Regions from separate parts of the Homo sapiens genome. Here region 1 is linked to region 2. A link is a contact called in ENCODE Hi-C or POLR2A ChIA-PET data. All regions are on one chromosome and are shown on one strand. The core of a region is the stretch at or near the end of the contact, and the rest is flanking DNA. Distances in the headings are between cores, read along the strand shown.

The links. Hi-C counts contacts between places; a loop is a spot of excess contacts on that map. ChIA-PET counts read pairs that join two places held with the same protein, here RNA polymerase II (POLR2A). Pooled maps may share reads with other maps.
Region 1: a loop to region 2 is called in a map of B cell, with 2.1 times the contacts of the local background. The contact joins two enhancer-like sites. A Hi-C loop is called at or near these places in 1 of 168 maps with a recorded cell type or tissue (B cell), 8 of 37 single-sample maps with no recorded cell type and 8 of 50 pooled maps. POLR2A ChIA-PET finds 5 or more read pairs at or near these places in 6 of 52 experiments (B cell, GM10248, GM12878 and 3 more).

What each region holds. Positions count from the first base shown.
Region 1 is chr4:40,453,507-40,460,684 of GRCh38, forward strand. All of the region lies in intron 3 of RBM47 (RNA binding motif protein 47), which reads right to left. Among named protein-coding and RNA genes, the nearest start is that of RBM47-AS1, 31 kb to the left of the region's middle. Within about 2 kb of position 4,010, at least 3 of the 41 ENCODE cell types and tissues checked have a DNase peak (open chromatin) inside an H3K27ac peak, as active enhancers do; they include PC-3, where a contact is called at or near this core.
Region 2 is chr4:40,547,284-40,554,636 of GRCh38, forward strand. The region is part of intron 1 of RBM47 (RNA binding motif protein 47); the gene reads right to left. Among named protein-coding and RNA genes, the nearest start is that of MIR4802, 49 kb to the left of the region's middle. RefSeq lists a silencer at 3,745-3,834. Within about 2 kb of position 3,793, at least 16 of the 41 ENCODE cell types and tissues checked have a DNase peak (open chromatin) inside an H3K27ac peak, as active enhancers do; they include PC-3, where a contact is called at or near this core.

The DNA.
Region 1 (7,178 bases), core at 2,760-5,259, 94 kb before region 2:
GTTATCATATGCCATGTTATTGCCAATGCAATACACAATGATGTTAAATAATTGATTAAGATGATGAAGATGAACTCCATTTTATTGAACATCTTTATGAGTGAGACCTTCTGCTGACTGTCAGCAGTTAGCACCATGAGAGAATTTCAGAGGAGGATACTGTCCCACCCCATGTCTAGTATTTCTGGAGAAGTGGCTGGAGAGTGTATTTCACTTACATGCTAAGAACAGAGCAGCGCTAAAAGAGAATAGCCAGCTTAAATGCAATCCTCCCTACAGGGAAGGAGATGAATTAGAAATAATCTCTCTTGTTCTTTGCTCTCAGAGGTCAAATTTTTTTTTTTAAAAAAAGAAAGAAATAATCTCTCCAAGAGTTTCCTTAATGTATGGTTTTAAAACTCCCAAGTTAATGATAGTTAACTATTTTTTTGAACACGTATGTGTAATTTGATTTCTCATGACATTTCTATGAGTGGAAATTTTAAATGTGGGCTCTAGAGTACGGGGTAGACGCCTGCTGGAGACCTGCACATTTGACTCCCTGGCTGTTTTAATAAAGTTTTGTTGGCACATAATCCACAGCCATTCGTTTACATATAGTCTGTGGCTGCATTTATGGGGACGGTGGCAGAGTTGAGTTAAGTAGCAGCAGAGATGATACGGCCTATGAAATCTAAAGTGTTTACTGTCTGGACCTTTACTGCAAACATTTGCCAACCTCTGCTCTAAAGTCAGATTTCCTGGGTTTGAGCCCTAGCTCTTCAGCTGTGTAGCTGTGTGACACATTGGTAAACTAACTATTTAAAATCCTGATTCCTCATTATCGTCACCTGCAAAATGAGACTAGTAATAATTATCGCTATCTCAAAGCATCACTGTGAGGAATAAATGAGATAGCCAAGGGCTTAGAATGAAGCTAAGTAAGGGTGTGATCAGTGTTAGCTATTAGTGCCCCCTTTTAATTTTTTTATTATTTATTTATTTACTTATTTTTATTCATTTATTTTTTGAGATGGAGTCTCACTCTGTCACCCAGGTTGGAGTGCAGTGGCACCATCTCAGCTCACTGCAATCTCCGCCTCCTGGGTTCAAGCGAATCCTGCCTCAGCCTCTCGAGTAGCTGGGACTATAGACAAGTGCCGCCATGCCCGGGTAATTTTTTTGTATCTTTAGTACAGACAGGGTTTTGCCATGTTGGCCAGGCTGGTCTCGACCTCCTGACCTCAGGTGATCCGCCCACCTCAGCCTCCCAAAGTGCTGAAATTATGTGGTGGCTCACGCCTGGCCATACTGCCCCTTTTTAAAGATCAGGAGATTGAGGGTATCAAATAACTTGACCCAACTTACAGAATTGAAATGTAGGTCAATCTGATGACAAAGCCAAAGCTCTTTCTACCATGATACTCATTCTTTGCTACTTACTTACTTACAGCAGGTTTAGCAATAGCCAGTGTTAACAGGATAAGACCACGATTGGTGAGAAATGGACATTGGCTGATAGAGTGGAAGGAATTTCCAGTACAGACACATGGTAAAGTTGTTGGGAAATCATTACTTTCTACCATCCCCATCGCTTCCCCTCTGCACTCTCCCCACCACTCTTCTAAGCTTTCAAAGAGTTCTGCAAACTGTCCCATAGCCTATTTCTGGCTCTTTGTAAAGGAGTTAACATATTCAAACTATGTTTTTAGACTTAAAAACCTATGGAATTAAATTCTTAAATGGAAATGTTGAAGGACTAGAATTCACGTAATCGCAATGTTCAAGTGAGAACATGGGACTGTGATGAGGCAGTGATTCCACGCCCAGGCTCTGGAGCCAGACTGCCTCGCTTCCTATCTCTTGACTGTACTACTTGAAAAACAAATGCCATCACACAAGTCACTTTCTCTCCTTGAGCCTCAGCTTCACCATCTATAAAATGGTGATAATATTATCATTAACATTGTTGGGAGGATTAAAAAGTACCTGGCTGGTTGGGCGTGGTGGCTGAAGCCTATAATCCCAGCACTTTGGGAGGCTGAGGTGAGAAGCTTGCTTGAGCTCAGGAGTTCCAGACCAGTCTGGGCAACATAGTGAGACCCTGTCTCTACAAAAAATACAAAAATTAGCCAGGTGTGGTGGCTCCAGCTACTCAGGAGGCGGAGGTGGGAGGATTGCTTCAGCCTAGGAGGTTAAGGCTGCAATGAGCCGTGATTGCATCACTGCACTCCGGTCTGAGCAACAGAGGGTAACCCTGCCTCATAGCAAACAAACAAAAAGAAACAAAAAAGAAAAAAGTACCTGGCTACAGTAAATGCTCAAGGCCCTTTGTTATTATTTCAGATGGTCAAGAATAAATGTTTTTCAAGGATCTTCTTTTTGTAGACAACTGTGTAGTCACAGTTTAGAGTCGTTAATTATCTGCCTGGCAAGATACTTTTTAAAATTAAAATGTAAAGAACCTGAGGGGATTCACTCCCAAATGTTTATGGACAAACTGAAAGGGCATTTACACAGATATTACCTTCTACATTTATGTGAGAAAGTGCTTTAAGACACTGTACATGTGAAATGTGTAGTTATAATGGCTACTACTATGTTCTCTTTTATATTTTCTAATTATGTAAGTATTATGTTCTTTTTATCACTACTTTGTATTCCTGCACGGGAGCTTTGTGCCTACCCATTGAATGTAGTAGGCCCTAAATATTGCCTGTTAACTAATTATGGTGTCATATACCATGTTAAAATTAAAATATTACAATTACTGAAGCAGGTTTAAGAGAGAAACCCGGGCATAATATTCTTAGAAAAACTTTATGTGCCAGAAGTTGAATATATGAACTGGTAGTTTGATGCATGATTACTTTTTAATTATAAAAGTCATCTTTAATTGCAAAAAATTCATAATAGTGTTCTTTTAGATAGGAAATTTCCTGTGTTGTTAAGAATATGATTCAAGTTACTGAGAATTTATAGATATATATTTCCTGTACATACTATTCCTATATATCTATATATACCAACAATACTATACAAAAGTATTAGTCCCATTTTCTTTTTTTTTTTTCTTTTCTTTTTTCTTTTTTTTTTTTTTTTGAGACAAGGGCTCTGTCACCCAGGCTGGGGTGCAGTGGCATGATCACGGCTCACTGCAGCCTCAACTTCTCAGGCTCAAGCAATCCTCCTACCTCGACCTCTCAGGCTCAAGGGATCCTCTCACCTCAGCCTCTCAAGTTGCTGGGACTACAGGTCCTCACCACCACGCCTGGCTAATTTTTTATTTTTTTGTAGAGATGAGGTCTCACCACGTTGCCTAAAGTTGTTCTCAAACTCCTGGGCTCAAGCAATCCTCCTGCCTCGGCCTCCCAAAGTGCTGGGATTAAAGGCGTGAGCCAACACGCCCGGCCAGCCTCATTTTCTTGATGGAGAAACTGAGAAGGAGGGCGATCATGTGCTTACTTCAAAATCACAATTAGATAATGGCAAATTTGTGATTGTAATTTTATAAAGATGCCTTATCTTTGGGGTGATACTTTATAATTTAACTTCTTTTTGGCAGTAGAGTTGTTTTATATCCAAAACCAAACCAAACCCAGAGAGTCCAAATATAAAAGATAGAATTTTAAAAAATTTTAAAATTTGTGGGGGTCGGGCGTGGTGGCTCACGCCTGTAATCCCAGCACTTTTGGAGGCCAAGTGGAGCGGATCACCTGAGATCAGGAGTTCAAGACCAGCCTGGCCAACATGGTGAAATCCCATCTCTACTAAAAAATACAAAAATTAGCCGGGCGTGGTGGCCTGGTGCCTGTAATCCCAACTACTTGGGAGGCTGAGACAGGGAGAATCACTTGAACCCAGGAGGCAGAGATTGCAGTGAGCCAAGATAGTGCCACTGCACTCCAGCCTGGGTGACAGAGTGAGACTCCATCTCAAAAAAAAAAAAAAAACAAAAAAAAGGCATTTTAAAATTTGTGTGTAAAAGGCTGTTTACTCAGGGTGGAATGTAGTGACACGATCTCAGCTCACTGCAACCTCCACCTCCCAGGTTCAAGTGATTTTCGTGCCTCAGCCTGGGATTACAGGTGCATACCACCACGCCCAGCTAATTTTTTTTTGTATTTTTAGTACAGACAGGGTTTCACCATGCTGGCCAGGCTGGTCTTGAACTCCTAACGTCAAGTGATCCACTGGCCTTAGCCTCCCAAAGTGCTGGGATTAGAGGCATGAGTCACTGTGCCCAGCCAAGGGTATTTTTCATTCGTTAAACTTCTTAAATTTTACTATCACATTGGGGATTAAGTTTAAAAAAATTTTCTTAAATTTATGCTCAAACAGATTTAGAAAGTGAACTTTTTGCTGGGTGTGCTGTCCTAGCACTTTGGGAAGCTGAGGTAGGTGGATCACCTGAGCCTTGGAGTTTGAGACCAACCTGGGCAACATAATGAGACCCCACCTCTAATAAAGTCAAATAAAATTAAATAAAACAAAATAAAACAAAATGAAAGTGAACGTTCCCAAACATAAACTTACAGTCATTATAATGGTGTGTGAATGCTAGTCTTCTCCTCCTAATTTGAAACTATATTAGTAGTTTGCAAGTAGTAGTTATATAGTAACAGTATGGTCTATTATTACTGTGTTATATTACACATGAATACATGTACAATATGCACCTTCTGGTGGTATGTCAAATAGTAGTATACAAAAATAACATAGGTCTTTTTGTAAAACAAATGACAAATTGCCTGTCCTGAAACAAAGGCTCTGAAACAGACTGACATAGTCAAACATTAGCTTCAGTTTTAGGTGTGACCTTCTGCTTTTATTTGGTGAACATTAGTCATTTCAGTTGCAACTAGGAAACAATATCTGCTACTATAGAAAAAAACAGATCCTGATTATGTTGATGTCATGTTCATTGACCAGTTATCTCAAGGCAATAATTATAGTAGAATAGCATTCGCCCAGGAATACTCTCAACATTGAAAAAGTCATGAGTTAAAATACTTTCTTCTATAAATGTTTAAGTTTAATGTGGGGTATTTTGGAAGCTAAAAATATTTTCAAAATCAACTATATTTATGACAATATGACCATAGTAGGCTGTTTATGAGAAAATATAAAAAAGGAAGTGAACTTTCTGGTGGGGGATCACTTAAAGACAAAATGCATTAAATACAACTTTAATCCAGAAAATATGTGTTCTTTTTATTCATTGCATTGTTTCAATGTTGTTCCACCTTTCCAGCTCTGGTGATAATTGTTTTTTTTTCCCCCTTTTCTTTTCTTCCTTTTTTGGGTACACAGTGAAAAACAAAAAAAGATAGCTTAAAAAACAGGTCCTTCTGCAAACATACGGCGAAGGTTAAACTCTAATACCCCATGGCTTGTTTACTTTAAAAATTTGGAAAAGTAAGCACCATGAGTTCATTGATATGAGTAGGAACCTGCGTCATCCTGTGGTATTTGTGAATATTGTGGGCTCTTTTATCAATTTCATTTGTTTCTAAGTCTTTCCAAAGAACTCTATTAGAAATGAGACCATCTGAGACAGGTCCTTTAACACAGAAAAAGTAAAATTCGCCTTCTATTATGAAGTGATTTTAGATATTAAAGGCTCTTTCCACTTCTTTATGCATTGTTTGAAATGTCTTAGAAAAGTTAAAACAATAGTGTTTATAGTTTATTTTATTAGCTACACTTGAAGCATCTCAAAGGCAGTGATGCTTATTTTATCCCCAGTGCCTGGCACTGAATGAATGTTTGAATAAAAGAATGAATGGATAGAAGAATGAATGAATGTGCACTGTCTTTTGCAAGAAACATGGTAGGACAAAGCTACAAAAAGAGTTTCCTTTTATAACTAACATCCACCAAATTGCTTTGGACATTTTTTTCACGTATCTATTTACTAAGTTTTGTGGGAGAGCCGTGCATGGGGGTGCATGCCTGAAATCCCAGCTACTGGGGAGGGTGAGGTGGGAGGATTGCTTGAGCCTAGGAGTTCAAGGCTGCATTGAGCTATGATTGTGCCACTGCACTCCAGCCTGGGCAACAGAGCAAGACCCTATCTCTAAAAAAAATTAATAATAAAAATAATTTAAAAAAACTTTTGTGGTTTACCTGCATATAGAACTGGGTACAAATAGTCATACCCAGGTACTATCTGGTGGTATTTCTGCATGGCCGAAAGGAGCCCATCAGAGAATGAATAGGCCAGCTTTGGTACAGGAGTTGGCATTTCTTTCTTTCTTCTTTCTTTTTTTGAGACAGAGTTTCATTCTTGTTGCTAAGGCTGGTGTGCAATAGTGTAATGGCGCTATCTTGGCTCACCACAGCCTCTGCCTCCGCCTCCCAGGTTCAAGCAATTCTCCTGCCTCAGCCTCCCGGGTAGCTGGGATTATAGGCATGTGCCACCATGCCTATAGCTAATTTTGTATTTTTAGTAGAGACGGGGTTTCACCACGTTGGTCAGGCTGGTCTCAAATTCCCAACCTCAGGTGATCCACCCGCCTCGGCCTCTCAAAGTGCTGGGATTACAGGCCTGAGCCACCACGCCTGGCCAGGAGCTGGCATTTCTAACACATGCCCAGGCATCAGGAATGTCACATGGAAAAGCCACACCAACCCCTAATGGATTATATTGAATGCCAATGTTAATATCCCTTGAGCCGTCTTGGTAAAGTAGGTACTGGCCAGGGAGCTATAAAATTTCCATCACTGTTTTTTTTTTTTTTCTTTTTTCTTTTGGCCTTAACTGATATGCTTAGCTTCTGCTATACTGTCTCAGGAATTCGGTAGAGATTTTATGCCACAAGGAAATAGGCACATAAATGAGGCCTGCCCATGAAGGCAGTTTTTAATCACTCTTTTATCTGAAGGTATTTTGAGAGGCTGCTTATTACAGTGCTTGAGCTCGAGCTCCTGCATGCCAGAGCTCAACCGCTTGAGTTCAATACCATTTATTAACTGTGTGACTTCAGGTGAGTGACTTACTCTCCCAAGCTTCAGTTCACTCAACTGGAAAATGGGAATAGACCGGGTGTGGTGGCTCACGCCTGTAATCCCAGCTACTTGGGAGGCTGAGGCAGGACAATTGCTTGAACCAGGAAGGTGAAGGTTGCAGTGAGGTGAGATTGTGCCACTGCACTCCAGAGAGGCTGAGGCAGGTGGATCACCTGAGGTCAGGAGTC
Region 2 (7,353 bases), core at 2,543-5,042:
GGGTCTTTAAATGGGTAATTAAGATTAAATGAGGTCACGGGGATGGGCCCTAATGCAATATAACCAGTGTCTTCATAAGAAGAGGAAATTCAGACACAGACAACACAGACCGAGGGATGACTGTGTGAGGGCACAGTGAGTGGGCAGCCATCTGCAAGCCAGGCAGAAAAGCCTCCAGGTAAACAAACCCTGCTGTCACCTTGATCTTGGACTTCCAGCCTCCACAACCATGAGAAAATAAATGTCTGCTGTTAAAGCCACTTGGTCCATGGTATTTTGTTATGGCAGCCTAAACAAAGAAATACACTGCCCCTCCCCACATCCCCCAACCTCATCTCCCAGGACCAGATGAGTCGCAGATGAGTAAGGAGGTCAAGGGCATGATAATCAGAGTGGATTAACTGTGCAATTAAACAGTGGTAAACAGGAGAGCACATGCTCTATCCAAAGGTATCAAATTCAAAAAACTTAAAATACTATGAGGCCATACAAAAGACGGCTATGGCTTGATGATGCCCTTCAGGTTGCAATTCCTGAGCTAAACCATTACAGTATGATATTTAAAAACACCCATTATTAATGCTTTCAACAAATATGAAATGAATGCCTCCTACAGGCCAGGCCCTATGCCAGGCAATGGCAATAGCAGTGGTGAATATGTTCTCTGCCTTTGTGGTATTACAGTGTGGATAGTGAGTCCAGGTGCTGAGCTGGGCTAGAAATGTCAAGTTGAGAAGACAAAGTCATTGCCCTCCAGGAGGGTACAGATTAGTGGAGCACAGAGTTGGGACGAGACCATTATAAAACAACGTGACACCAGCTCTAATCCACAAGGGGCCCTGGAAGCTGGGAAGAAGATGATCCCATGTCTGTGTCAATCAGGGAACATGTGAGCCAAGTCCTGAAGGATGAATAACAGTTTACCCGGCAGACACATCTGAAAGACAAGAGGGCATTTTCCAGACAGAACAGTCAGTTCCTGGTGCAGGGACATAAGAGCGTACAGGATCTCTGGAGAACGACAATGAGCTGAGCACAGCCAGGGTGAAGACGGGCAGGGGAGAGCAACAGGACGTGCCGCTGCCAAGGCAAGGAACCAGGAGCCCACATTTGATTGCCGAGGGAGCCATCGGAGAATTTTAATCAGGAAGGTGACATCACCAGAACTGCATGTTAGAAGGATCACTCTGACCACAATGCAGAGGAGGGCTAAAGGCAGGGCGACCTGTCTGGAGACAAAGAAGGCAGGAAATAGGGAAACAGACATAGGGATGCTTGCCGGTCAAGGTCAGTCATCATGGCGTTCAGCTGCAGCCACGGGTGACACTGCCCAAGGGCATTATGTAGGGAAAGAGAAGCCCTGGCTTTTAAATCTGAGTACATATTACTTTTTTTTTTTTGAGACAGAGTTTTGCTCTTGTCACCCAGGCTGTAGTGCAATGGCACCATCTCGGCTCACTGCAACCTCTGCCTCCTGGATTCAAGGGATTCTCCTGCCTCAGCCTCCCAAGTAGCTGGGATTACAGGCACATGCCACCATGCCAGTTAATTATTGTATTTTTAGCCGAGACAGGGTTTCACCATGTGGGCCATACTGGTCTTAAACTCCTGAGCTCAAGTGATCCGCCCAACTTGGCCTCCCAAAGTGCTGGGATTACAGGCATGAGCCACTGTGCCTGGCCTGGGTACATATTATTATGATCAATGAGAAAATGAGTTTCTTAAGAAACTTTTAATTTCACTTATCCTCATCAGGAAACTAACCTTACTCATTCTTTTTATCAATCAAAAGCCACACATGACTGTACCTCAGTTTCTTTTTTTTTGGGGGGGGGGACACAGAGCCTTGCTCTGTTGCCCAGACTAGAGTGCAGTGGCATAATCTGCAACCTCCGCCCCCTGGGTTCAAGCGATTCTCCTGCCTCAGCCTCCCGAATAGCTGGAACTACAGGCACGCACCACCGTGCCCAGCTAATTTTTGTATTTTTAGTAGAGACAGGGTTTCACCATGTTAGCCAGGCTGGTCTCAAACTTCTGACCTCAAGTGATCCACCTGCCTCTGCCTCCCAAAGTGCTGGGATTACAGGCGTGAGCCACCACGCCCAGCCAGTACCTCAGTCTCCCTCTTATTTTCCTCAGTCTGTAAGTAAGGATAATAATAGCACTTCCCTTAGAGGGAGGATTCCTTAAGTTAAATAATACGAGTACATAGGTGCAATAAATGTTTTTTTTGTTTGTTCGTTTTTTTTTTTTTTTTGAGATGAAGTCTCGCTCTGTGGCCCAGGCTGGAGTACAGTGGCATGATCTCGGCTCACTGCAACCTACGCCTCCCGGGTTCAAGCAATTCTCCTGCCTCAGCCTCCCAAGTAGCTGGGATTACAGGTGTGTGGCACCATGCCCAGCTAATTTTTTTTTGAGACGGAGTCTCACTCTGTCGCCCAGGCTAGAGTGCAGTGGCGCAATCTCAGCTCACTGCAACTTCCGCCTCCCGGGTTCAAGCAATTCTCCTGCCTCAACCTCCCAAGCAGCTGGTATTACAGGCGTGTGCCACCACGCCTGGCTAATTTTTGTATTTTTAGTAGAGACAGGGTTTCACCATGTTGGTCTCGAACTCCTGACCTTGTGATCCACCCGCCTCGGCCTCCCAAAGTGCTGGGATTACAGGTGTGAGCCACCGTGCGCAGTAATAAATGTTAAATACAGCAGAAATAAATATTAAAGAACAAATGGGAAATTAATGATTGTTCAGTTAATGACAGTTCTCCCTCTCCATGAATATTAGCCAGAGGATAACCACCACCACAGCCACAAAGGGTCAAACCCAACAGAGCTGTCTTGGAACGAAGCTGGGTTTGATTTCCTTGCATCTCTCCCGAATTCTCACATGGTCTCCTACACAAGACCATAAATTTTGTGCATGATCATTACTTTAAAGTTATAAAATGCTTTGTGTCAGGTAAAATGTTCTCAACGATTAAAGATTAAAGGGGATGTGGGGCCTTCGAGGGGAGACTGACTGCAGAGGGGCATGAGAAAACTTTCCAGAGATGTTAGTTCCTACATCTTGATTGGGGTAGTGGTTTCACAGCTGGATACATGTGTTAAAAGTCACCACTGAAAATGTGGGAAGTTTATCATACGTAATTTTTTTTTGAGACAGAGTCTCACTCTGTCGCCCATGCTGGAATGTAGTGCTATGATCTCAGCTCACTGCAACCTCATCCTCCTGGGTTCAAGTGATTCTCCTGCCTCAGCCTCCAGAGTAGCTGGGACTACAGGTGCCCAGCACCATGCCCGGCTAATTTTTGTGTTTTTAGTAGAGATGGAGTTTCACCATGTGGGCCAGGCTGGTCTCAAACTCCTGACCTCAAGTGATCCGCCCACCTCAGCTTCCCAAAGTGCTGGGATTACAGGTGTGAGCCACCGCGCCTGGCCCTATCATATGTAAATTATACCTTAATAAAGATTGAAGGGACGGAAGATAGAGGAAAAAGGGATTCAAGGGGAAATGGGTATTTATATTCCAGAGAAGGAAAAAATAGATATGCATGAAGAAACTCGTCTTAAAACTTTTAATTTCCAAAATCATTCTCTCTTTGAATAGATGAAACTGTCAAGGAATGCAAAAAAAAAAAAACTTCCTTATGCAAGAAACATTTTGAAAAATTTAGACATCTTCCCCCTCTCATTATCCTGTAACTAACAAACAGCACTTTTTTACCCCTAGGTTCACTGAACAAGCTGCCCTCTTGTGGTTCTGATATATTTCCTGAGCACAAAAGTGGGCTGTTAGGAAGCTGTGTAGGTAGCAAGCCCAGCCTGCCCACAAATATTTGTCAAGGTAACTGAGAGTGAATGTTCTGACCTGCTTCTACATGAGAGGTATACACACATCACTATGGGCTTGGGTCACAGTTACAAAAGAATGAAGAAAATACGGTGGCCACAAAATACATATGGTTCGAGGCTGACAAATTCAAAAGACAATTTAATCTCTGTTTACTTTGCTGCTTAATTTTAAGGCCCTTTAGTACATACTTTCACTTTTGCAACGTGGAATCAGCATATCAGAAGCAAGCACGTCTCAAACAAGGTCAGGGCAAAGAAAGCAGAACTGCAAACTCCGATTCTACCATCTGTGAATATATTCAATATTCCCAAGATATCTTTGTACAAAGAAAGAAAACAACAAAACAAAGTAAACAAATAGTACCTAATAAAAACAATCCTGCATTTTATTAACATTGGCAAGCAGAATCCAGATCTCTAATAAAATAACAAGCACTTTTAAAAAAGAAAGGAAAGGAGGGAAGAAGGAAGTACACAAGGAAGAGGGAGGGAGGGAGAATCAAATAGCGTACTTTTCTTTTTTTTTTTTTTTTTGAGACAGAGTCTCGCTCTCTTGCCCAGGTTGGAGTGCAGTGGTGGGATCTCGGCTCACTGCAGCTTCCGCCTCCCGGGTTCAAGTGATTCTCCTGCCTCAGCCTCCCAAGTACCTGGGATTACAGGAGCGTGCCACCACATCCAGCTAACTTTTGTATTTTTAGTAGAGACAGGGTTTCACTATGTTGGCCAGGCTAGTCTCGAACTCTTGACCTCAAGTGATTCACCTGCCTTGGCCTCCCAAAGCGCTGGGAATTACAGGTATGAGTCACTGCATAGCCACAGCATAATTTTCAAAAGTTACACTAAAAGAAGACAAAAGATGACACAGGCATTGACTCAAAAACTGGAAACATTTTCTCTTCTAGAGAGCAATCCATCTTTATACAAGACCTTGTTTAAAAGAAAAACATAGAGGCCCTAAGACTTTTTTAAAGATAAGGATTTAGGGGCTAGGTGCGGTGGCTCACACCTGTAATCCCAGCACTTTGGGAGGCTGAGGCAGGTGGATCACGAGGTCAGGAGATGGAGACCACCCTGGCTAACATGGTGAAACCCTGTCTCTACTAAAAATACAAAAAATTAACAGGGCATGGTGGCGGGCACCTGTAGTCCCAGCTACTCAAGAGGCTGAAGCAGAAGAATTGCTTGAACCTGGGAGGTGGAGGTTGCAGTGAGCTGAGATCCCGCCACTGTACTCCAGCCTGGGCGACAGAGTGAGACTCTGTCTCAAAAATAAATAAATAAATAAATAATAAAAAGATAAAGGATATAAATAAAAATGGGCTCTGTATTTCAACTATTGACGTGTTAAAAATTCATCTAGTCCAGATCCTGCAGTAGCAGGTGGGCTAAATTAATTTGAACCAGGGGTAGACTCATTTCTGTATATGGCTGCCGAATCCACATTCTGATAGATCAATCTTTCTTTTTAAACACGGTCACGTCACTTCCCTTCTCAAAACCCTCCAATGGCATGTCCTCACACTTGGAATAAAATCCAGAGTCCTTCCCCAGGTTCCCTCTAGGAGCCTGCATAGCGTGGCTTGGCTGTGCTCCATTCCCTGCTGTTCATTCTCCATCAACCTCACAGTGCTGGCTATACCACTGGCCTTCTGGCCGTTTCTTAAACAAACCAGCTCATCCTCTTCTCCTGCCTTGGCACTCACTGTCGGCCCCACCTGGAATTTCCTTTCCCAGCCTTTACACCACCCCCCATCCTAGCTCTCTCCCTGACTGAATTCAGGTCTTTGCTCAAATGCCATCTCCTCCAAGAAGTCTTCTCTGACAACTTTCTTTTCTTTTTTCTTTTTTTTTTTGAGACGGAGTCTCACGCTGTCACCCAGGCTGGAGTGCAGTGGCACGATCTTGGCTCACTACAACCTCCGCCTCCCGGGTTCAAGTGATTCTCCTGCCTCAGCCTCCCGAGTAGCCGGGACTACAGGCACGCGCCACCACGCCCCACCTCTGATTGCTTTTTTTTTTTTTTAATATGGAATACTTCATGAATTGATTATTCTTTTAAAAGAGTTCTCCAATCACCAACTGTATACTCTTTCTTCCTCTTCCCTATCTTTATTTCTCTTCTTTGCTCATATTATTATCTGAAATTGCATTATGTATTTTTTATTTTATTTTATTTTATTTTTGAGACAGAGTCTCACTCTGTCACCCAGGCTGGAGTGCAGTGGCGTGGTCTCGGCTCACTCCAACCTCAGCCTCCCAGGTTAAAGCAATTCTCCTGCCTCAGCCTCCCAAGTAGCTGGGATTACAGGCGCATGCCACTATGCATGGCTATTTTTTGTATTTTTAGTAAAGATGGCATTTCACCATGTTGCCAGGCAGGTCTTGAACTCCTGACCTCAGGTGATCTGCCCACCTTGGTTTCCCAAAGTGCTGGGATTACAGGTGTGAGCCACTACGCCCAGCCAATTATGTATTCATTTTTATCACTTTTCACTATCTATCTGCCCCACTAAAATGTGAGCTCCATGATAAGGGACTTTTTCTTCTTCACCAAGGCACTCCCAGCTCCTAACGCAGGGTCTAGCACTAGTCAATAGTCAATATTTGAGAAATAAAATATCCCCTGGTTGGAGAGATAATAAGCCCTTAATCAAACCTGTTCCAAGACTTTTACTATCAACAAGCTAAAAAGCCCATGTCCTTTACTTGAATTCAGAGTGCTGAACAGTGGTTGGCCAGCAACCTCTACTAAGAAGTTCTTTGCGATCAGAGACATTTGAAGGTAAAATAGGGCCTTCGTCGTAAGATGAGCCAGCCAGCCCTTTTGTCCTGAAACTGAGTACGCAAGTGCAGAGAGGTTACCTGGTTTCTCCAAGCTCACATAGAAATGGTGAACATCAGGAGACGCGGGACCACTTAAAGGATGCACAGTCCCGTATTCATCTCCGCAACCCCAGGACCCAGCACGGTGCCTGGTGCAAAGAATGCACTCAGTGGGATTGCGCCCAGGGAACGAATGCTCTCTAAGGCCTCATTCAACTGAACTGTACTTCCTCTCATTACTGTCCCAATGATAACTTCCTATCCGAGAACCATTTCCAGTCACTTGAGTCATGCGTCATTTACTTCCTGTCCTCTGTCCTTTTAAAGTGCAGTTTGACAACATACCAGGCACAACAGTAACATCTGGGGGCTGCTTTGCTTCTAACGTAAGTCAAATAGCCCAGCATGGAAAATACCTAGGAAAAAAGTGGGATATGCAAAGCAAACCTCAAAAAAAAAAAAAAAAAAAGACAAAAGCTGGTGGGCTGGCCACGGTGTCACAAATGAAGTCTCCAGTGGCTTCATCATAACAAGTAAGTTTACTTTATGAAAGCTCACACTTGCATGGTGCCTTCTGTTCTCAGCACTTTATATATATATGCTCTCATTGAATTCTTTCCAAGATGTACATCTCACCTGTAAGAGGCACTACAACTCTGAAAAACCAAGTAATTTTTAGAA